3 separate regions of the Homo sapiens genome follow, and all the other regions are linked to region 1. A link is an interaction called in ENCODE POLR2A ChIA-PET data of the cell type or tissue named here. Cell type or tissue: CD4-positive, alpha-beta T cell. All regions are shown on one strand.

What was found. Peaks named below come from ENCODE experiments on the same cell type or tissue, not always from the same donor. Only the 100,000 strongest peaks of a DNase experiment are listed, where the experiment ranks them.
Region 2: POLR2A ChIA-PET joins it to region 1 with 16 read pairs; 11 of 35 experiments call an interaction of 5 or more read pairs at or near these places.
Region 3: POLR2A ChIA-PET joins it to region 1 with 11 read pairs; 9 of 35 experiments call an interaction of 5 or more read pairs at or near these places.

What each region holds. Positions count from the first base shown.
Region 1 is chr19:48,329,960-48,337,959 of GRCh38, reverse strand. EMP3 (epithelial membrane protein 3 (MAM blood group)) reads right to left here. Exons shown (of 5, transcript NM_001425.3): 5 at 7,407-7,659. The coding sequence ends at 7,490. It overlaps TMEM143 (transmembrane protein 143), which reads left to right. Exons shown (of 8, transcript NM_018273.4): 7 at 3,763-3,952; 8 at 4,527-5,604. The coding sequence ends at 4,741. Among named protein-coding and RNA genes, the nearest start is that of EMP3, 8.4 kb to the right of the region's middle. RefSeq lists a silencer at 3,567-4,086 and enhancers at 4,427-4,476, 4,487-4,576, 3,967-4,702. In CD4-positive, alpha-beta T cell, a CTCF peak has its summit at 3,923; DNase peaks (open chromatin) are centred at 3,109, 3,909, 4,909 and 7,709; H3K4me3 peaks cover 3,625 bases; H3K27ac peaks cover 3,087 bases.
Region 2 is chr19:48,244,998-48,252,997 of GRCh38, reverse strand. CARD8 (caspase recruitment domain family member 8) reads left to right here. Exons shown (of 14, transcript NM_001184900.3): 2 at 3,151-3,247; 3 at 3,365-3,475. It also overlaps the pseudogene VN1R97P. Among named protein-coding and RNA genes, the nearest start is that of CARD8-AS1, 6.7 kb to the left of the region's middle. In CD4-positive, alpha-beta T cell, no CTCF peak of the experiment used is centred here; DNase peaks (open chromatin) are centred at 3,127 and 3,417; H3K4me3 peaks cover 2,830 bases; H3K27ac peaks cover 3,601 bases.
Region 3 is chr19:48,200,894-48,208,893 of GRCh38, reverse strand. It overlaps CARD8 (caspase recruitment domain family member 8), which reads left to right. Exons shown (of 14, transcript NM_001184900.3): 14 at 1-808. LOC124904734 (a long non-coding RNA gene) reads right to left here and starts at 4,733. Exons shown (of 2, transcript XR_007067282.1): 1 at 4,672-4,733; 2 at 1,619-1,709. RefSeq lists an enhancer at 4,635-4,804. In CD4-positive, alpha-beta T cell, no CTCF peak of the experiment used is centred here; a DNase peak (open chromatin) is centred at 4,893; H3K4me3 peaks cover 1,694 bases; H3K27ac peaks cover 1,272 bases.

The sequences.
Region 1 (8,000 bases):
ACCTGCTCCTTTAACTAGAATTCAGCTCCATCGGCTTGGCAGATACTGACACAAACCCAATGTGTTTTTCATACCACACGGTCCCTAACGCATGCTATTCCTGCATCTTGCCCTCAACCGAAGAAATGGCGATTCGTTCCAATGCAGGCACCTAAACTGACTGTGCTGGCCTGGTGAGAAGAGGGTACAGTCCACATGCAAGCGTGTCATTGGTACCTTGCAGGCCATTTCAGCGATTTTCTGGGGTGCGCTGACTTGAGAGGCATTTCACCTCAGGCCTCGGTGTGAGATGGGAACACCCTATGGGCACCCAGCACAGGGTGTGGGTGACTGTTCCATAGTAGCTGATGTTTGGTAAGTGTTTCTGAGGGGCCAGGCTTTGTCCCAATGTTTTTTTTTTTTCTTCTTTTTTTGAGATGGAGTCTCGCTCTGTCCCCCAGGCTGGAGTGCAGTGGTGCAACCTCAGCTCACTGCAACCTCTGCCTCCTGGGTTCAAGCCATTCTCCTGCCTCAGCCTCCCAAGTGGCTGGGATTACAGGCGCCGCCACCATGCCTGGCTAATTTTTTGTATTTTTAGTAGAGACGGGGTTTCACTATGTTGGCCAGGCTGGTCTTGAACTCCTGACCTCGTGATCCGCCCGCCTCGGCCTCCCAAAGTGCTGGGATTACAGGCGTGAGCCACCGCGCCCGGCTGTCCCAATGTTTTATTAACCGTGTATTGACTTCCTGAACCCTCCCTGGCATTGGCATTGTTGTACAGACAGTGCTGACTGAGGACTTAGGTCTTACCAGGGGCAGCCGGTAAGGGTTTAGTGGGTCAGGCAGCCAGGCCTGCCAGCTACAGGGTCCAGTGGCCCTGAGCTCATTTTGTGGCTGAATGGAGGAATCTGGGTACAGGTACAGGTTTTCTTTTTTTTCTTTTTTCTTTTTTTTTTTTGTGAGACTGAGTCTTGCTCTGTCACCCAGGCTGGAGTGCAGTGGTGCGATCTCAGCTCACTGCAAGCTCCGCCTCCCAGGTTCACGCCATTCTCCTGCCTCAGCCTCCTGAGTAGCTGGGACTACAGGCACCCACCACCACGCCCAGCTAATTTTGTTTTTGTATTTTTAGTAGATACAGGGTTTCACCGTGTTAGCCAGGATGGTCTCGATCTCCTGACCTCGTGGTCTTGATCTTCTGACCTCGTGATCCACCCGCCTCGGCCTCCCAAAGTGCTGGGATTACAGGCGTGAGCTACTGCGCCCGACCGCTTTTTTTTTTGAGACACAGTGTCACTCTGTCGCCCAGGCTAAAGTGCCGTGGCACGATCTCGGCTCACTGCAACTTCTGCCTCCCGGGTTCAAGAGATTCTCTTGCCTCAGCCTCCTGAGTAGCGGGAATTACAGGCACATGACACACACCTGACTAATTTTTGTATTTTTATTTATTTATTTTTTTGAGACAGAGTCCCACTCTGTTGCCCAGGCTGGAGTGCAGTGGCGCAATCCTGGCTCACTGCAACCTCCACTTCCCGGGCTCAAGCGACTCTCCTGCCTCAGCCTCCCAAGTAGCTGGGATTACAGGTGCCTGTCACCATACCTGACTAATTTTTTTTTTTTGTATTTTTAGTAGAGACAAGGTTTCACCATGTTGGCCAGGCTGGTTTCGAACTCCTGACCTCAAGTGATCTGCCCGTCTCGGCCTCCCAAAGTGCTAGAATTACAGGCATGAACCACCGTGCCAGGTCTAATTTTTGTATTTTTAGTAGAGATGGGGTTTCACCATGTTGCCCAGGTTGGTCTCGAACTCCTAACCTCAAGTGATCTGCCCTCCTCATCCTCCCAAAGTGCAGGGATTACAGGTGTCAGCCACTGCATCTGGCCTGGGCACAGTTTTTCAGTGGGAGCCCAGAGGGCACTGATGCCCTCATTTCTCCTTACCAATATCAAGGATGAGAAGAGGGGTCCAAGCAAAGAGACTAACGGTGGGGAAGTGGGCAGCCAGTAGACAGCTGGGCCCAGACCTGTTCTTCCCCCCAACATCCTTCCCCTCTCCTCTTCTCTTTACAATTTAACTTTTTTCTTTTTTTGAGACAGGGTCTCACTCTGTTGCCCAGCCTGGAGTGCAGTGGTATGATCATGGCTCACTGTAGCCTCAGCCTCCTGGGTTCAGGTGATTCTCCTGCTTCAGCCTCATGAGTAGCTGGGACTACAGGTGCTCACCATCACACCCAGCTAATTATTATTATTATTATTTTTTGAGGCAGAGTTTCATTCTTGTTGCCCAGGCTGGAGTGCAATGGCATGATCTCGGCTCACTGCAACCTCTGCTTCCCAGGTTCAAGCGATTCTCCTGCCTCAGCCTCCCGGGTAGCTGGGATTACAGGCATGAGCCACCATGCCCGGCTAATTTTGTATTTTTAGTAGAGACGGGTTTCTCCATGTTGGTCAGGCTGGTCTCGAACTTCCAACCTCAGGTGATTCACCTGCCTTGGCCTCCCAAAGTGCTGGGATTACAGGCGTGAGCCACTGAGCCCAGCCTGCTATTGTTTTTTAATTTTAATTTTTTGTAGAGATGAAGCTTTTGCCATGTTGCCCAAGCTGGTCTTGAACTCCTGGGCTCAGGTGATCCACCCACCTTGGCCTCTCAGCGTTGGGATTACAGGCCTGAGCCACTGCACTTGGCCTACAGTTTAATATTTTAAACCATTTTTTCCTTCATTATAGAAAAGTTCAAACAAACACAGAAATAGGATAGTATGATAAACTCCACTAGCCAGCACCTAGCATCAACAATTAGCAATAGTTAATCAGATTTCCCCTGAAGACCTCCACTGTCCTACTATTGGATGATTTTGAAGTAAATCCTACCTAGACTTATTTGGAAATACTTTATTATGTCTCTAAAACATAAGGATGTATTGTAACAAAATCTTTCAAAGCTAAAACTCCTATCATCTGCAAACCTTTGGGTAAATCCATTAATACATGGCTCAGATGAGCAAACCAGTGCAGTGGTTGCTGAAAACTGTAGGCCAGATGGGGCTGGTGGTCTTGGAGCCACTGGAATGAGGGCACGTGTGTTAAAAATACAGATCCCCAGCCGGTGCCTTGGGTCACGCCTGTAACCCCAGCACTATGGGAGGCTGAGGAGCGAGGATCACTCCAGGCTGGGAGTTTGAGACCAGCCTGGTCAACACAGGGAGAATCCCGTCTCTACAAAAAATATCGGGCTTGGTGGCGCACACCTGTAGTCCCAGCTACTTAGGAGGCCAAGGCGGGAGGATCGCTTGAGCCCGGGAGTTCAAAGCTTCAGTGCGTTATGAGTTTGCCTGTGAATAGCCACTGAACTCCAGACTGGGCTACAGGGCGAGACCCTGTCGAAAAAAAAAAAAAAAGGAAAGAAAAGAAAGAAAGGAAGGAAGGAAGAAAAAGAAAGAAAGAAAAGAAAAGAAAGAAAGAGAAAGAAAGAAAAGAAAGAAAGAACGAAAGAAAGAAAGAAAAAGAAAGAAAGAAAGAAAGAAAGAAAGAAAGAAAGAAAGAAAGAAAGAAAGAAAGAAAGAAAGAGAGAAAAAGAAAGAAAAAGAAAAGACAGACCCCAAAAATCCCCAAATAGATCCCTCGACTGAGCTCTGGGGACCCGTACTGAAGAGGTCTGGGTAGGACCTCCCCGCCTCCTCAGGGGAGTAAGCGGCGTGGGCCGTGCCAGCGGGGGTGACCCCGGGGGCTGTGTATGGGTGGGGGCGCACCCCGAACTGAGCCCACGGGGCGCTGTCCCGCCTGCAGATGTTCGGGCAGCGGCGCAGCGCGCAGGCGTTGGAGCTGGCGCACATGCTGTACTATCGCAGTACGTCCAACAACTCGGAGCTGCTCAGCGCCCTGGCCCTGCGCGCGCAGGACGAGCACACCAAGGAGGCGCTGCTGGCTCACAGCTTCCTGGCCCGGCGGCCAGGGGGCACTCAAGGCTCGCCCGAAGGTAGGACGTGGCCCTGGGACCCTGCCCCCAGGGGCCACACCCCCGCGAGGCCCCGCCCCAGCGAGATGCGTCCCCACCCCCAGTTCCCACGGGTGAACCTGACGGGTTTGCGAAGAGACCCCGGCCCTCAGCAGACAGGACCTCCGAATCCAGACTCCGATCTTGGTGCCTGATGTGACAGCCCTTTCTTAACCTCAGCCTGGTTGGGAGTCTTGGCTCCATGGCACGGCCCCCTCCTGTCATTCTTTCCTCTACCTGAGCTGACACTCTCCCTACAAGAGATCCTGCGCGCTCCCTGTGTGGGCTCCAGGTGGTCCCCTTGCCTACAGGAGCCCCCACCTTCCCTGCCCAAGAGCCCCTGACTGGTCCCCAGACGAAAGCCCCAGAGCTGGGCCTTCTGGCCCTCTCGACCCTCCTGGGCCTTGTTCCGCTCCCCTCCAAGCCTCAAGATCACTCCTAGGCTTCTCCCAAACCCAGGCCCTTCCTGTTCTTTGCCCTACGCCCCTCCTTGCTGCTCCCTCGAATCTTCCCCGATCTCAGTGTGACCTCAGAACACCTGCCTCTCCCCTTGCAGAGACCTCCAGGTGGCTCCGGTCGGAGGTGGAGAACTGGCTCCTAGCCAAGTCAGGCTGTGAGGTGACCTTCAACGGAACTCGGGCCCTGGCGCATCTGCAGGCCCTGACCCCCAGCATGGGATTGTACCCACCCCCGGGTTTCCCCAAACTAGACCCAGTGGCTCCGATCACTTCCGAGCCCCCGCAAGCCACGCCCAGCAGTAACATCTCCTGAGTAGAACCTACCTCCCTGCCCAGTCAGCAGGCTAGGAACTAAGCCCCGCCTCCTTCACGACAGGCTGTCAATTACGGTTATTATACTTTTCACTCCAACTTCCAATAACTGACAGGTGATTATTTTTGCTGCACTGTGTGCTTAAGCAAAGCAGCCAATCAAAGCAGCTAGCAGTTGTTAAGTCTTCCCCGCCCCTTCGATGAACAGCCAATCAAAGCGATTTAGCTCTGCTTCTGTTCCATTTCTTAGTCCCACCCTCACCATAAACATCCAAGTGTGGTTTGGCTGAGGAGCTGAGGGTGTCTGCCAATCACAGCTGCTCAGCTCTGGCTTCTGTAAACCGCCAGGTAGAAGAGTTAAAGCTGCGCCCTCCCGAGACTATATATCATTGTCTTTTTCAGCCCGCTCCGGGCAAACTGCCCATCATGTGCACCAAGGCCGTTAGCCCTGCCTCCTGGCAAACGTCCAGTGACAGCTGCTGGGTTCCATCAACTTTGGGCAGCCGGTTGTCGCTGCAGGGAAGGAACCAATAAGAATTTCTAAAGGAAACCTGATCTTGCTATCAATTGCTGCTGCTTAAATGGCAGGCCAACTGGTCAGCTGCTGATCAGGGTGTCTAGGCTGAAGGAGTTGGAGACCTTGTGCTAGGTAGGTGAACCAGAAACCACCCTCGCCACCAAGACTCGCTCCCAACCTGGCTCCCGGCAACCTCAGGTGCCTTCCTCGCCCAGGTCTTTCACCCTTTCTACAGAAACTACCTCGGTCTGGATCTCCCCACCACCAGCAGCCTGTGCAATATTTATTGGTCTATCAATTTCTCCCGTCTCCTGTCCCAAAGTAATAAATCATGTTTAATAAGTCTGGATGAGGCTACTCTTAACGCACTGCCTTTAGGGTAACCCTGCTCTGTAGGAGTGGTTAAAAAATTATTTTTAAAAATCTAGATGAGTGGGATGGCTGCAGGAGTTGGAGGGAAGGAAAGCATTTGAATCCTGGAAAGAGGGGAGGGACTCTAGCTAGGTCTTGGGGTCCCAGACAGAGAAAGCTGTAGTCCTAAAAAGAGGCTGGGTTCATGGTCGGTGAAACAAAGACAGTCATAGAAGAGGATCTTAGAAGGATCTGATTCCAGAGGAGTCCCAGGGCCTGATGAACAGAGGAGATAGCGTAGCCATGTGCGATTGTGCAGATTTGCAGATTTTTTTTTGTTCTTGAGATGGAGTTTCGCGCTTGTTGCCCAGGCTGGAATGCAATGGCATGATCTTGGCTCACTGCAACCTCCGCCTCCTGGGTTCAAGTGATTCTCCTGCCTCAGCCTCCCGAGTAGCTGGGAGGCGCCTGCCACCGCGCCTGGCTAATTTTTTGTATTTTCAGTAGAGACGGGGTTTCACCATGTTGGCCAGGCTGGTCTCGAACTCCTGACCTCAGGTGATCCACCTGCCTCAGCCTCCCAAAGTACTGGGATTACAGGCGTGAGCCACCGCACCCGGCCTGTGCAGATTGTTAACTGCACAAAGGAACACAGCCACGGGTGGGTGGCTGTAAGACCCAGCCCATACCCCTACATGTATCCTGGTGTGGGGCTGGGTCAGCCAGAAGAAGGGGTGCCTCCTAATTTTTGCTAACGTGTCATATGGGCTAGAGGCAGCCTTTGGGGAGACAGGGGAAGTCTCCCTCTCTAGGACCCCAAATGTTCAGTCCCTAGAGAGGGAGACTGGGCTGGGCGCGGTGGCTCCCGCCTGTAATCCCAGCACTTTGGGAGGCTGAGGTGGGTGGATCACCTGAGGTCAGGAGTTCAAGACCAGCCTGGCCAACATGGTGAAACCCCGTGTCTACTAAAGATACAAAAATTAGCCGGACGTGGTGGTGGGCGCCTGTAATCCCAGCTGCTCAGGAGGCTGAGGCAGGAGAATTGCTTGAACCCGGGAGGCGGAGGTTGCAGTGAGTGAAGATCGCACCACTGCACTACAGCCTAGGTGACAGAGCGAGACTCCGTCTCAAAAAAAAAAAAAAAAAAAAAAAAGAGAGAGAGGGAGACTGGTTTCCTAGAGGGAAAAAGAAAGCTGTCTTCCCAAATGGAAAGTTAGTAGAAAGAAAAAAGAGTCCAGAACTAGCCGGGTGTGGTGGCTCGTGCCTGTAGTCCCAGCTACTCGGGAGGCTGAGGCAGGAGAATCGCTTCAACCCGGGAGGCGGAGGTTGCAGTGAGCTGAGATCGTACCACTGCACTCCAACCTGGACAGAAAGAAAAAAAGAGTCCGACAATCTAGAAACACACACTATGCCCGGGGTTCAGAGAGAGAGAGCAACAGAGTGACAGAAGCTTGAGCAAGGAGACAGGACTGGTCACTGCAGGCTTCCTATCCTAACAGGGTCTGCTGGGACCCAGAATCCAGGTTCTTCCCAGAAGTGTCTGAAGGTCTAGATTCAGGTGCCTCACAGAGGTCTCTTGGGCCTTGAGCGGGGAAGGCCCAGGCTCTTGGGTCTGTGGGAGGGAAAAGGTGCCTGGGGTCCCGGCTCCTGTGTCCTCGGGAGGAAGGGGTTGGGGGCTGGGAGATGGGCATTCTGAGGGCTGAGCAGCTGGCGGTGGGGACCATGTTAGGTTCAGGAGAGGTCAAGCGTGCGCAGCCTGGGTCCCTGGAGGCGGAAGGAAGGAAGATCAAGGCAGAGCCCGCGGTTAAGGTTTTATTTTTTGGAGGACGCGCGGCGAGGGGGGCCGGGAAGGGGCGGGGGCAGCCGAGCGAGGCGGGGCGCTCACTCCCGCTTCCGTAGGTGGATGTAGATGATGCCGCTGACCAGGGCGAGGGGGAAGGCCACCCAGGCCAGGGCGAAGCAGTATCCGAAGCTGCCCCCTCGCGGGTGCTTCTCCAGGATCTCCTCGGCGTGAATGGCATAGATCAAGGCGCCAGTAAACACCGCCACGCCTGCGGAAGATGAAAACCACACGTCATGCAGTGCCCCCTCAAGACTACATTTCCCAATATCCCATGGGGGCAAAGAAGCGCCGGAGGGCCCGTGGGCAGCGCCGCTGCCTGCTGGGAGTTGTGGTTCTTTCCCCCCCGCCCAGCGCCGTGCAACTGTAGCGCGGCCTTAGGTAACTGATTTAATCTCTCTAGGTCCAATAATATCTCTCTATCCATCCAAGGAATATTTTTGAGTGTGTTTCTATAAGCCAAACATGCAGTAGTAAATTCATAAACCAAGAGAGAAGCTTTGCAAGAACCTATAATGTTCCCCAAACTGACTGTGATTAAGTTAGCCCTTT
Region 2 (8,000 bases), 85 kb after region 1:
AATGAATACAAGAAGTGCCATAGAGCAGTGCAGTTTAACAGAAATATAATCCAAGCCCCAAATGTATATTAAATTTTCTAGCAACTGCATTTAAAAAAGCAAAAACAAGCAGATACAGTTAGTTTAAAAATACCTATGTAGTTGTATATGTATACACATATGTGTGTGTGTGTGTGTGTGTGTGTGTGTATATACTGATAAGGCCAGTGCGGTGGCTCACACCTACAATCCTAGCACTTTTGGAGGCTGACACAGGCGGTTCACTTGAGGTCAGGAGTTCTAGACCAGCCTGGCCAACGTGGGGAAACTCTGTCTCTACTAAAAAATACAAAAAAATTAGCCAGGCATGGTGGTGCACACCTATAATCCTAGCTACTCGGAAGGCTGAAGTGGGAGGATTGCTTGAATCCAGGAGGTGGGGGCCGCAGTGAGCTGAGATCACACCACTGCATACTCCAGCCTGGGTGACAGAGCAAGACTCTGTCTCAAAAAAAAAAAATTATATATATTATATATATTCTTACATATGTTTTACTTACATATTTGTGTATATGTATTTTATTTAAATATGCATATATATGTAAACATAACAAAACATATACATACGTTTTACCCAAAATGTCATAATTTAAACTTGTCAGCAATGTGAAAGTTATTAAGATAATATTTATATACTGTTATTTATATTGACTTCAAAACCTGAATGCTTTTTAAATTTATGATACACCTCAATTCAAACTAGCCCTAATTCAATTGCTCAATAACTGCATGACTTTTTCTCCACAAAAGTCATCATGGAGACTTCCCAGCTGCAGAAGAAAGTATGGGGTTTGAGATCAGCCATTGAATGCTCCCTGAGAGCTGATCATTCTTGTCTTAGAGAGGAAGAGGTAAATTAGGAAATAATTTTATTATTTTTTATTAGCACAAAAGGGCAGATGGTTGGGTAGCATGATGAAATAATTCCAGTGATCATCTCTAGTCTTGATTTTTTCTCAGATTTATAAAAGAAATAAAGAGTGATGAAGTTGTTTGAGCAATAAAAGCACACAAAGCAACCAAGCAGCAGGAGGATGGTATGGGTGGCTCTGTGTTCAGGAGATGGCTGGGAAGAGAGGCTAGGGCTGTGCAGACGCTGGGCTCTCCGCCGGTGTCTGCAGAGGAGACTGGCCATGTTGATGCTGGTCCAGACCATGAGGAACACAAACAGGACATGGCGAATCACCATGACATTTATAAATGATCCTTGGGGGAGTTTTATCTGTTTAGATCACGGATGTATGCCAAATCCATTAAATAGTACCAAGAATAAGGAACATGTGCAAAATATATTTGTGGAATGAATAAAATAAGTCCCATAGAGCAGTGCAATTTAACAGAAATATAATCCAAGCCCCAAATGTATATTAAATTATTGTATGTATGGCCTAGTTTGACAACAGTCTTGCAAATATCCAGGACCAGAAATGGTGAAATTGGTATTGGCCTCTACGGTTTCAGTGATGTGAACGTAGATTAGCATGTTGGTGATCCAGAGGAAAATGAAAGAGGGAACAAACCTCAAGGCTGATATGCGGATCACACAATAGTTTACCAAACTGCCCAATATCATAACCAGAGACGTTCACACTACAAACCAGGAGAAAAAGTTGGTGTTTTCACACTGTATAACTTTCTGCAAGATGCTGAAACAAGACTCTATATCATAATGAGACTTTCATCTCACTTAATTCGACCTTTTCTACTTAGCAGAATAATGGTGTAACTTAAATTTTATGATCAATTCCTTCTGCTTATAACTTAACAGAACCCAACCTACAAAATTCTTTAGTATCCATTGGTTAAGCAAGAAATTGTCTGTGATGTTGCTAATACGACATGCTATACCTGAATAAATTCCTCTGAGAAAAGTTGAGGCTCCTATACACAAAATAAGAAAGCAGGCCATGTGGTTACCCCAGGTCTCACCTAACTCCCTGCTGTCTCGAATAACTGTTTGAGTTCTTCAATTAGTTGTCTTTAAACCTAGGTTTATGGCTCAAAACCATATGCAAACTGAAAATCTCATATTGCTCTTAATTTGTATTTCCCCTTACTTTGTATTTCTCCTTTTTAAACTTTGTATGTGTTACTTGTTAAATTTTTTCAGAGGTGCAGCTCCTAACAAAATAATACTGAATCAGCACTTTAAAGGGATAGCAAAAGACTGTAGAACAGACAAAATTGAACTTACTAATGGACTCCAGGGAGACTTAGCCTGAGAGCCACATCCTTCAAATCTCTTTTGTTGCTCAAATGTGCTTTTGACATCGATTCCTAGTCACCAGTCACTCCCCACAACATGGGATGAGACCAGCAAACTGGGAGAGGTCCATGCTGGCATCAGGGGACATCAAATCTTAATTACAGAATGATTGATCAATAATGCTTTTAGAGAAAGTTCTTGATCACAAGGAGAAATCTGAAAGTTGTCAGAACAAAATGGAGCCACTAATGTTAAGATGACCCTGACAAATAAAGCCAGGAAAGCCATGAAGAGGGGGGGTCTTATCCTTGTATGCTTGAAAATGAAAAAGACTCTACAAAACCCACAACCTTGCATAAAGGTCATTGCAACCTTAAACAAAAAATATTTCTGCAAGGAATGCTGCCCAGCAACTGCCTGTCCAACCTCAGACTAATGTCACCTTTGTGCCTGATCCTGTGGCCAAGGAAAATCCTGTCAAAACAATATGCAATCCTCCCCATTTCTGTCTTCCTTTATCTTCCTGAATATATACATAGTTTAATATGGCATATCTATTCCCAATTGCAATGCTCTATTCCCAAATAAACACTGTTTCCTTTAGGAAGCTTTCATATGTTTGTTATTTAGGTTAACACTTGTAATAATTAAAGGATTACAGTTACAATGTAAAATTATTAGTATTAACAACACAAACATTGGTATAAAAATTATTATTACAGAAATTAAAACAACTTGAGTATGGAGAGATTAAGACTGTCCCAGCCAAGTCATTGAAGTCATAAATTTAAGCTATGACTAACAGGATGCAAAGCTTCCTGAGGGTTTTGTTTTGTTTTCAACAAGCGGAGGGCCCCATTTCCCTTTCCGACAGCCTCATAGGAACTTCTCCCTTTCTTCTCAAGTGACCAAGAGGAACAGAACACAGAGCAGCCTGGCAGTGTCCAAGCAACAAGCCTCCGCTCCTCCTTCCTGCACCCTGGGGCTCCTGAAACTCACATGGTAAGCGCTGCAGAAACGCAGCAGGTGGTGACTTTAGGGGAGGACAGGCCAAATGGGAGAATCCCCTTAAGCTTCGGTTTCTCTAGTTCTCAACTTCTTTTGAAATAATGTTCATAGAGAAGGAGGGCTGTCTGAGATTCGAGGGAAACAAGCTCTCAGGACTTCCGGTCGCCATGATGGCTGTGGGCGGTAAACGCGGTTAGTGCAAGCATCTGGGCCATCTTCAATGTGAGTAGGAAAAAACACGACTACACTTACTTCTGCAGAGTTTATAATATCCTTGCCCATTATTTACAATAAAATATCTAAAACATAGGTAATAATATATTTTAAATAAAATTGAAGCAATATATGAAATTTCTCTGAAATTCATCCAGCCACTCTCGGCTGTTGCCACTATCCAGAAACGTCTTAATCCCCCTGCATGATTTATGTATTTGGTTTGTATTTTAAATATTATTTTCTGTAATATTTAAAACTTGTATTTGCTTGGTATCGTGCTGTGCAGTCTCATGCAATTTGATTTTTAATCAATATTACTTTTTTTTTTTTTTGAGACGGAGTCTCGTTCTGTCATCCAGGCTGGAGTCCAGTGGTGTGATCTCGGCTCACTGCAACCTCCACCTCTCGGGTTCAAGCGATTCTTCTGCCTCAGCCTCCCGAGTAGCTGGGGTGACAGGCGCCCGCCACCACGCACGACTAATTTTTGTATTTTTAGTAGAGACGGAGTTTCACTATGTTGCCAGTCTGGCTTCGAACTCCTGATCTCAGGTGATCCGCCCGCCTCGGCCTCCCAAAGTGTTGGGATTACAGGCGTGAGCCACCGTGCCCGGCCCAATAGTACATTTTAAATATTTATCCATGTTTACATGTGGTTTTAATAATTTATGTTAACTGCGCTACAGTATTAATGCAATGATGATATTATAATCAATGTATCCATTCTTTGATGATGGACATTCAGTTTGTTACCCTGTTTTCTGATAGCAAACCATAATACAATGGACTTTTTATATGCATTTTCTTGTCCACACATAATTTCAAGGGTAGGTGTGTCTTGAAGTCTAGATACAGCCAGTTTATTCTCCAAAGCGGCTGTGTTTTCAGTCATCTCCACTACTGGTTTACGAGTTTCCATTGCTACACATTCATATTCACACTTGATTTTGTCAGCTTTTCTTATTTCCATCAGTATTGTGGGTGAGAATGATAACTGATAGTGGTTGTCATGCACATTCCCCTGATTACTAGTGAATTTTAACATCTTTTCAGGACATTTGTGTTTTATCCTTTTGATTCCTTATTTATATCATTAATTCATTTCTCTGTTGTTTGTTTCTTCAATATGTCAAGGAATAATGAATTTTATTCCAATTTTTGGAAGTTTAGGAATTTTTTTTAAATGACAGGGCTTCGCTGTGTGGCACAGACTGGTCTCAGCCATTTGGACCCAAGTGATCCTCCCACCTCGGCCTCCGGGTGGCTGGGGCTACAGGCAATACGTGCAGGCAAGGCTATAACTTCATGCGTGACTGGGATTTTTATTACATGTTTTTTAAAATTTCCAATGTCACATAAAATACTATACAAGAATTTTAGTATTTGAACTTTAAAGAATGTAATTTTGCATTTTTTTCTTGTGAAGATGAATACAGATTTTCATGGGAGTAAAAAAGACAATTTAAGGTGAAGAGTATTTGGTTTTCATGAAATAATTTGATTTCTAAAATAAAAGTAAACCGTCAAAACTTTTTAAATGCAATATGAAAATGTTTTCAGTTGAAATAGTCATAGTAAAATTTGATGAGTGGTAACTGAATTTTAATTGAAATTTCAATTGAGAATACATATGATACAATGTGTATCACAAATGGTAAAAATCATGTGTATTTTAATGTTAAAATTTAAAATTTAGTGTAATTTAATTTTGCTTGTGTGACATCAAAACAAATGGAAGCATTGTGTGTGTGTGTATATATATATATATATATATACAATAACATAGTGTCATGAAAGTATAGTATATATATATAAAATTTTGCGTGTGAAAATTTTAGGTGGAGGTTTTTAAACCATTTGTTTACTTTATAAAGGGTAATAAATTCACATAGTCTGCTCCCCAAACACAGTTGAATATGTACTGTGGTGTTACTGTATATATATATATCCAGAGTTTCTTTATGCATATACAAATTTTTACTCTTTACTTGAAGAGTAGAAAGTTTACATGTTGTTTACTATGCCTTTCTTCATTAACAATAGATCTTAGTGATAATTCAGTATCAGTTTTTAGTGAACTTTGACATTCTTTTAAAATTGCATATTATTTCATCATCGGATGTATCATGATGTCTTTATTCATTCCCCTATTGAAAAACATTTCAGTTGTTTCAAATTTTAGTTTATTTTATTTTACTTTTAATTTTTGAGATGGAGTCTTGCTGTGTCACCCAGGCTGGAGTGCAGTGGCACCATTTTGGCTCACTGCAACCTATGACTTCTTGGTTCAAGCGATTCTCCTGCCTCACCCTCCCGAGTAGCTGAAATTACAGGCCCATGCCACCACACCCAGGTAATTTTTGTATTTTTCGTAGAGACGGGGTTTCACCTTGTTGGCCAGGCTGGTCTCGAACTCCTGACCTCAAGTGATCTACCCGGCTTGGCCTCTCAAGGTGTGGTGATTACAGGCTTGAGCCATAGCGCCTGGCCTCAATTGTATTTATGAAGAGTGCCACAGTGAGTAAACATGTGAGCATGAGTTCATACATAGGTAAGTATATTTGTATAGGAGTATATCAATTCCTCAAAATTGATTTACCATTCCAAATGGGATGTCATTTATGCGTTCAAAGATGTCCATAAAGTTGCCATCCATATAATGAATAGCAGGTGACACTCCCATCAGCAATATCAGAATGTCAGATTTCCCACAGCCTTGTCAGTAGATGAGTTTTCAGACTTTCGCATGATTTCCAAATTCATGGAGAAAAAATATTCAAGAGTAGCTTTAATCTTCATTCAGCATGGTGTTTTTTCATTCAGCACGTGCTTGGGAACCATTTATTTTTCCATTTCTGTGAATTTCATGTTCATATCCTTTGTCTACCTATTTCTAGAGCAATGTTTTTTTTTATTATTGATTTTCTATTTCATGTATCAGAATAGCTCTTTGCTCTGCTCTATTTGTCTATCTGTTTGTCAGTCTATCTATCGAGAAGTAAATACAGGCATGTGTAGGCACAGTTCGGTATACATGCATGGATTCCCCAGGTCTTTCCACTGAGAGAGATTAGGACAAAGATATCTTAGTAGCTGTAAACACACATAGTTTCCAGATCTTGGTTTCTAAATACTGTTTTTGAATACAAGGGAGCCAAGGATCCGTGGAGAAGTGGTTACTTCCAGGGCTGGGGCAGGAGTATATAGGATAACATTGGAACAAATTGTGACTCCAGAACATGAAGAAATATTCCAAAAAGGACGGGGCATGTTGACTGAACACAGAAGACAAACATGCATGACCTCAGCCTAATCGTGAGAAAACATCAAAGAAATCCAAATTGATAAACATTCTGTAAAATAGTTGACCATGTTCCGCAAAAATGTCACAATCACAAAAGACAAGGGAAGAATAAGAAACGGTCACAGACTGGAGGAATCTAAGGAGGGATAACAAGTAAGTGCAATGTGAGATCCTCGATTAGATCTTGGAGAACAAAGAGGACATTCAGACAAATGTTGATAAAATTCAAATAAGGTCTGCACATTAAGTAATGGTATGATATGCTAACATCAATTTCCTGGTTGGATAATTGTATTATATATACTATTATATATGTAATTATCATATTACAATTGCATATACAATTGTATATTATATATAATATATTAAATGTAGATATGCAATTATTTATATATAATACAATAAATGTATATATAATACAATATACAATACAATAAATTAGTTATTTTATATATAACAATTATTTTATATATAATACAATTATATATAGCTAACATTCAGATAAGCTGGTTGAGGATTTATGTGAATCTTTGCTATTTTTCAATGTTTAAAATTATTTCAAAATAAAAGCATTATATGGGTCATGTAGTTTTTTTGTATAGTTTAGTTCTAGGTACCATAGTTGCTATTTTAATGAGTGTATTTTCTTCTTTCATGGAATTGGGATAGTCTGTTATATTAAGAAGCTATTCACTTTTGTATATTAAGATTCTTCTGGCTGGTGCGGTGGCTGACACCTGTAATCCCAGCACTTTGGGAGGCTGAGGTGGGCGGATCACCTGAGGTCAGAAGTTTGAGACCAGCCTATCCAACATGGTGAAACCCCATCTCTACTAAAAATACAAAAAAAATTAGCCAGGCATGGTGGTGCATGTCTGTAATCGCAGCTACTTGGGAGGCTAAGGCAGGAGAATCACTTGAACCCAGGATGCAGAGGTTGCAGTGAGCCGAGATTGTGCCACTTCTCTACAGCCTGAGCGACAGAGGGAGGCCCCGTCTCAAAGAAAAAAAAAGATTCTTTCTCTAACTTACTGGTTTATCTTACTTTTGTAGCTTATTTCAGGTGATTCGTTATGTTTCTCTATAGAGGAAAATAACGTGTAGTGAGTTATAGTTTAATCTCCTTCCTTTCAATCACTGTATTTGGAATTTGTCCAATATTTTGGAATAAGCTTCCGATATTTTAACTTAAATAGGGAAGGTCTTGGTATTTTCCTGACTTCAGCTGGA
Region 3 (8,000 bases), 130 kb after region 1:
TCTTGCCTCAGCCTCCTGAGTAGCTAGGACTACAGGTGCATGCCAACACGCCCGGCTAATTTTTTTTTAAAAATATTTTTAGTAGAGACAGGGTTTCACCATTTTGGCCAGGATGGTCTTGATCTCCTGACCTCATGATCCACCCGCCTCGGCCTTCCAAAGTGCTGGGATTACAGGCATGAGCCACCGTGCCTGGCCTCATTTGAGTATTTTTATAATGTCTCTTTTAAAGTCTTTGTCAGATAATTTCACTGTACATGTTATTCAGTGTTTGGTGTCCACTGAGTTGTCATTTGCCAGACAAGTGGAGATTTTTGCAGCTCATCCTTGTATTCTCAGTAGTTCCGATATGTACCCTCGAAATGTGAATGTTATCTTATGAGACTCTGTTTTATTTGTATCCAACAGAAGATGTTTATTATTTATTTGGCTTTCTGTGAACTGAGGTCTTAATATCAGCTCATTTTAAAAGTCTTTGCAGTGGTATTCGGATCTATCCTGTGTGTGCCTATGAGATTGGGTGCAGTGTATCCTGTTAGCTCCATTCTCAGGGCGTTTGAATGTGAATTAGGACCAGCGCAATGAATGCTCAAGTTGGGGTTGGGCGTTAGAATTCATAAAAGTCTTTATATGCTCAGATTCTGCAGCTCCATCCTCTTCATGATTGTGATCGTAAGGACAGTGGAATTTTGCAGTTGTCTATACCTTATCTTGAAGTAGAACTAAATTGTTACATTTGAAGAATGTACTTCATAAATTTACAAAAATAAAAAAATAGGTTAATGTTATTAAAACAAAAAGGCACACATTTTTAGAAGTTAAATTGATTTATTTGAGGATGCTAAATTAAAAATAGAAGGCCGGATGCAGTGGCTCACGCCTGTAATCCCAACACTTTGGGAGGCCGAGGTGGGTGAATCAGATGAGGCCAGGAGCTCGAGACCAGCCTGGCCAACATGGTGAAACCCCGTCTCTACTAAAATTACAAAAATTAGCCGGGCATGGTGGTGCATGTCTGTAATCCCAGCTGCTCGGGAGGCTAAGGCATGAGAATCACTTGAGCCTGGGAGGCAGGGGTTGCAGTGAGCCAAGATCACACCACTGCACTCCAGCCTGGCTGACAGAGTCTCATTCTGTCTCAAAAAAAAAAAAAAAAAAACAGAAAAACAACAATAAAAAAGAAGAAGTTCATTAGAATGAAGCTACTAAGAAGAAGATGTAAATATCAGGTGATATTTATAATACATAAAAATGATTCAACATGAGTAAACAAACAGAAAACTCCTTGTGAAAAATGGGCAAACGTTATGAGTAAAATGTTACAGTTTGTAAATCGCAATGGACAATGAACAAAAGTAGAATTTCATACGTCTAGTTATCAGAAACCTCATTAAAAGCCATAAAAATACTACATTTTATATTCATCAAACTTCCATTTATTAAGAAGTCAGTAATGCCTACTACTGGTGAGTATATGGAGCACAAATGTAAGTTCTGCTGTTGGTTAGGTAATGCTTGATTTTGGAAATTAATCTGAAGTTACACAGTGAAGTTAAAGGTATGTATACTACCTTATCCTGCTCAGGTTGCCATAACAAAATACCATGGACTCAGTGGCTTAAAGAGTAAAATTTTATTTCTTACAGTTCTCAGGCTGGGAAGTCCTAGATAAATATTTGGCCAATTCAGCATGGTTTTTTTTTTCTTTTCTTTTCTTTTTTTTTTTTTGAGACAGAGTCTCTCTGTCGCCCAGGTTGGAGTGCAGTGGCGTGATCTCGGCCCACTGCAACCTCCGCCTCCCGGGTTCAAGTGATTCTCCTGCCTCAGCCTCCTGAGTAGCTGGGATTACAGGTGCCCACCACCACGCCCAGCTAATTTTTGTATTTTTAGTAGAACAGAGAGGAGAAGGTTAGGGGTGAGTCAGAGGAAGTACGAGAGCAATCGCTAAGAGATAAGGTCGAACTTTAGGAGCCAGGAAAGCCTCCACACTTGTCACCCCACACATCAGGGCTGTCCAACAGAACTTTCTGCAGTGATGGTGTTACCCTATGGAAGGTCCTGACTGTGAGTTGTTAGGGTTCTTGGTGTGTGGAACAAAGAATTGAACAAAATGCACAAACAAAGCAACAAAAGAGCGGAGTAACGAAAGCACAGATTTATGGAAGTGAAAGTACACTCCAGAGTCGGAGTGGGCTTGAGCAAGTAGCTCAAGAGCCCCTGACTGCAGTGCTCTTTAGAGTTTTCATTAAGCTAAAAGAATTTGGTAACACCCCTAGGTGCCCTTTAGAGGCCTCCAGTTGGTTACACCCTATGAAGGATTGGCCCGTGACCAATCAAGAGGCTGAAGTGGAGACTTCTGTCTTGTTATCACAGGAGTGAGGATGTGGCCTGGATGCTGCCCAATCTTGCCTAGAACTGGCTGCACCTGCTTGTGCCTTAACCCTTGGTTACCCTAAATCCCTGTTATCCAGACTCATTGGGACTGCTCTAGATCTTCACTATCCAATACGGTAGGCGCTTCCTGAAATGTGCTGAGTTTTATTTCATTATAATTAATGTAATGCACCCACATGTGGCTAGCTGCTACTGTTCTATTGAAATGCAACTATACAACTTCCCATAATGTTTCAAAACACCAAACTCTTCTGTAACTCCCCCAGTCTCCCAAAACATCTTATAAAAATCCTAGAACAACTGGCTGGGGGCGATGGCTCACGGCTGTAATCCCAGCACTCTGGGAGGCTGAGGCGGGTGGATCACTTGAGGTTAGGAGTTCGAGACCAGCCTGGCCAACGTGGTGAAACCTCGTCTCTACTGAAAATACAAAAATTAGCCAGGCATGGTGGCGCACACCCGTAATCCCAGCTACTTGGGAGGCTGAGGCAGGAGAATTGCTTGAACTCAGAAGGTGGAGGTTGCAGTGAGCCAAAATTGCACCACTGCACTCCAGCCTGGGTGACAGAGTGAGACTCTGTCTCAAAAAATAAAAATAAAAATCCTATAACAACTGCACAATGCTCAAACGGCCCAATTCCCTACCTTTCCTTTTATACCTTACTACTACTCTCTTGTTGCTCCCATCATGCCTCACTCCCTACTCACATTTCCCAGACGGAGGTTACATGTGATATGGCAGCTGAGAGCCCAGACTCTGGGGCCCGATTGTGTGGGTCCAAATTCTGGTTCTAACACCTCTGGCCAAGTTATTTAACCTCTCTGTGGTGCAGTTTCCTCATCTGTAAAATGGGGGTGTGACAGTAACGCTACCTCATAGGAATGTTGGGATGCCTCAACAGCACTCATGTAAAGCAGAGATGGGTACAAGTAGCTTTATTATATATTATCTGTTTAACAATTGTATATGGGCCAGGCGCAGTGGCTCACGCCTATAATCCCAGCACTTTGGGAGACTGAGGTGGGTGAATCTCTTGAGGTCAGGAGTTCAAGACCAGCCTGGCCAACATGGTGAAACCCCTTCTCTACTAAAATTACAAAAATTAGCCGGGCGTGGTGGTGCGCACCTGTAATCCCAGCTACTCGGGAGGCTGAGGCAGGAGAATCGCTTGAACCCGGGAAGCAGAGGTTGAAATGAGCAGAGATCATGCCACTGCACTCCAGCCTGGGCGACAGCGTAAGACTCCATCTCAAAAACAAGCAAACAATTGTATATGGCCGAAACTTTCCATAATAAAACGTTTTTAAAAATAAGAGTACTTAGCATAGTCTCTGGCACACAGTCAGTGCTGATCTTGGCGTTAGCTTCAACACTCCGACTTTTCCTGACTATCCCCAGCTCCTCCTACAACCCAATTACTCTATAATACCTGTTTCCCCTATAATAACCCACTCTTCACAAACACTTAAATTAACCATAATGAGAGCTGCCAAATAAAATACAGGATGCCCAGCTAAATTTGAATTTCAGATAAACAACAGAGAGTAACTACAATATTATGCATTTTCCGAAATTAGAATTTAACTGGCCATTGCTTTCCCCCTAAATCTGGTAACTCTATCACTAAATGCCTTTGCATACTGAGGAATCCTCAGTGCTTCCTAGAGGCTGCTACTGAGTTGGCCTTCTATAAATAACAACAGAATTAACTTATATAATACCTCAATTCCCTTATAAAACTTCCAGCTTCTCTTTACAGCGCCAGTTCTTCCCAATCGCCTCCCAGTCCCTCCCATAGAGGACAACAGTCCCCTTTTCTTATACCTCCCCTTCTCCATGAAACCCCAATTCCGTCTATAGTCACATCTGTCCTGTTTACCAGTACTGTCAACTGTGCCTGGCTTCCAGCAGGAGCTCTATAATAACTGCAGAATGGCAAAAGAGCTTAATACCCCAATTTTCCCTACTGCTTTGGGAGGCTGAGGCGGGCGGATCCTACTGCGTTTCCACTTCCCCTTGAGCATCCCAAGTATCTAGTAACTTGTCGATTTCAATGATCTCCCCAAATCTCCTTATTACATAGGAATTCACCAAAACACTCCCTGTCCTTGAAAACATCCCATTTCCCCTAATATCACCCCAACTCCCCTTACTGCAGACTGATTCCTCCGGCACACCCTCCATCCCTCCAGTTCCCAGGCTGTTAGTCTAATTTCTCCCGCGAGGTCTCTAATCCCCGTCTCCTTCCACTCCAGGGTTACTGTGGCAACGCCAACCTTTGAATCCCCCTCCTGCGCGCTGAGCGGCTCGTAACCATGGAGACCGAAGCAGGTTTCCCGCGTCCGCCTCCTCACCCAGAGACTGCAGCCCCGGCGCCCAGACCCTTTGGACAAGGAGATCCAAGCGGGCCCCACAATGCTCAGCGGGTAAAGAGCTCCTCCCCACTCCTCTCCCGCCAGCAGACGAAGGAAACACCCCGCAGCCTGCACATGCTCAGATGGAGCTCTGGGCCCGCGGGTTCTACTGCGCAGGCCCTCACACTCAGCAAAGGGACTTGGACGCGAAAGCGCTGGTGGCGCTCAGCCGGCTGGGAGTTGTAGCTTTCTGGCTGCTACAGCAGGAGATACAGGTGGCCAATGGGTGAGCTGGCTGGAGGTAGGAACAAGGTTAAGGAAGCTGGGATCTTCGTGCAGACTGGATCGTCACTATAGCAACAATGAAACATCGGGAAGGGCTAGTTCTGCTAGGCAGTCTGCCATTTTCATTCTTTCATCTTTTTTTTTAACTCAAAGCTTACTTTGCAACAGGCACTGTTCTAGGCACTGGGGATACAATGGAAAACAAAATAGAGCTTCTATTTTGGCGGGAGATCGACTTAATAACTGTGAACACGTGTCACTGGAAAAAGCAGTATGTTAATAAGTAACTGGGCTGCTTTGGGAAAAATGGAAATGCAGGCGATGTTAGAACACTGGTACACACACTAATTCATTCATCCTCACAAAGCCCTATAGACAGGTACTATTATGACCCCTCAACTGTAACATAGGCTGGAAGGTCACATGACAAGGAAGTAGTGGAGCTGGGATTTGAACCCAGGCAGTCTGGCTTCATACTTGATAAGCTTAATCACAATGCCAAAGTGGTAAATAGCTGTGTGGCATAATTTCAGGTAGTGATAAGTGCTGTGAAGGATAAAGCAAAGAAAGGGGCAGGGATGGCTCTTTAGAGAGACTACTTAGGGATGGCTTTCAGGAAGAGGTGGCATTTGAGCAGGGGCCCGAGGGATTGATGTGACTTGTGATAAAAGAAAAACTTCAGACGAATTAAATTTAAAGAAGTTTAATTGGCTAGGCACTGTGGTTCATGCCTGTAATCCCAGCACTTTGGGAGGCCGAGGAGGGCGGATGGCTTCAAGTCAGGAGCTTGAGACCAGCCTGGTCAACATGGCAAAACCCTGTCTCTACTACAAATACAAAAATTAGCTAGGCATGGTGGTGGGCACCTGTAGTCCCAGCTACTCGGGAGGCTGAGGCACAAGAATTGCTTGAACGCAGAAGGTGGAGGTTGTAGTGAGCTGAGATCGCACCACTGTGCTCCAGCCTGTGCAACAGAGCGAGACTCCATCTCTAAATAAATAAATAAATAGAGTTTAATTGAGCAATGAAGGATCCACGAATCAGGTAGCCTCGGGCCAGAGTAGGCTGAAACTCCAGCACAGCCATGTGGTGGAAGATTTATGGACAGAAAAAGGAAAGTGACATACAGAAAACGTAAGTGAGGTACAGAAACAGCTGGATTGATTACAGCTCGGCGTTTGCTGTACACAGTTCGAACAGTTGGCTACATTTGATTGCCCAAAACTCGGTGATTGGCACAAGCGTAGGCCACCTTCTGTTTACACCTCCACTTGTTATAGTTCACGACGTACAGAAAAACCTTCAGGCCGAACTTAAAATATGTAAGGAGGCAGCTTTAGGCTAAACTTGATTTAACACTGTGAGCTATATATGTGGGGCATATAGAGGGTTAAGGTTTACTAACCTTTAGTTTCCTCTTGCCTTCCTGAAGGGCCAAATACTGTAATACGTGCAGTTCCCTCCAATAGGAACGTACTTCTTCATTCTCTTTTCCTGGCAAACACATTCTTCAAGGTCCAGTTCTGTGAAGATCCTTCTGCCTGTTTTTTAAAATTTATTTTTATTTGTTTGTTTATGGTCACATACGTCTCTTCCTGGTCTGGACTCATCCAATCCATTTGTCACAGTAAAGCTTCTGGGGTAGGGGAGGTGGTTATTCTAATGTACATCCAATCAAGCCACTCTCTGTTTAAAACCTTTTGAAGGCTTCCCATACCTCCCAGGATAAAGACTCACCTCATCTTCTATCTTTAAGGGCTTGCGGATTTCACTGTCCAAATCTCTCCCTCTTTCACACTCTGACCCATCTACACTGGCCCATCTTCTCTTTACCTTATGGGCTGAGCTCTTTTCCACCCCAGGGTTCTGTGTGTTATTTGGTGAATCAATTAATGAATTAATTCAGCTTCCCGTCACTAACCAGATAGCCCACATCTAAGAATCTAATGATAAAACAGGCAAGTGGAGAAGTTTTGGATTTGGTTTGCGCTCAATAGCTGTTGTTTGCCTTCCCAGGATCCCTCCTGCCTCCTTTCCTTTCTCTCTTTCTTTTTTTTTTTTTATTTTTTATTTTAAGAGATGGGCATCTCCGGGCGCAGTGGCTCACGCCTGTAATCCCAGCACTTTGGGAGGCCGAGGTGGGCGAATCATGAGGTCAGGAGATCGAGACCATCCTGGCTAACACGGTGAAACCCCGTCTCTACTAAAAAATAGAAAAAATTAGCCGGGTGTGGTGCCGGCCACCTGTAGTCCCAGCTACTCGGGAGGCTGAGGCAGGAGAATGGCGTGAACCCGGGAGGCAGAGCTTGCAGAGAGCCGAGATCGTGCTGCTGCATTCCAGCCTGGGCGACAGAGCGAGACTCCATCTCAAAAAAAAAAAAGAGATGGGCATCACGGGTGTGACTAGCTGGGGCCAGTATCATGGGAGGTAAAGGCATTTATCAAGACAGTCGTAGGGAAAGAAAGGCAGATTTATTAGACAGATAGTACATTGCAAGAAAGCAATGGGCAGCACAGCAGACGAAGAGCTGTCTGCAAAGGCAGGGGCTGCAGGGAAGTTTCATAGGGTTGTACTGGAGGGGTCTACGTGCTGAACGAGTTACCCTAGTCCTCCCGGCCAAGGCATTTTTTGAGACAGAGTCTCACTCTGTCACCCAGGCTGGAGTGCAGTGGAACAATCATGGCTCACTGCAGCTTCGACCTCCCAGGCTCAGGAGATCCTCCCACCTTAGCCTCTTGAGTAGCTGAGATCACAGACGTGCACCATCATACCAGGCTAATTTTGTTTCTATTTTTGTAGAAACGGGGTCTTCCTATGTTGCCCAGGTTCGTCTTGAACTCCTGGGCTCAAGCGGTCCTCCCACTTTGGCCCCCCAAAGTGCTGGGATTTCAGACATGAGCCACCAAGCCCTGCCAAGGCCTTTTTAGTTCACCCAAAAGCCAGATGACTCCCGATATGTGGGCAA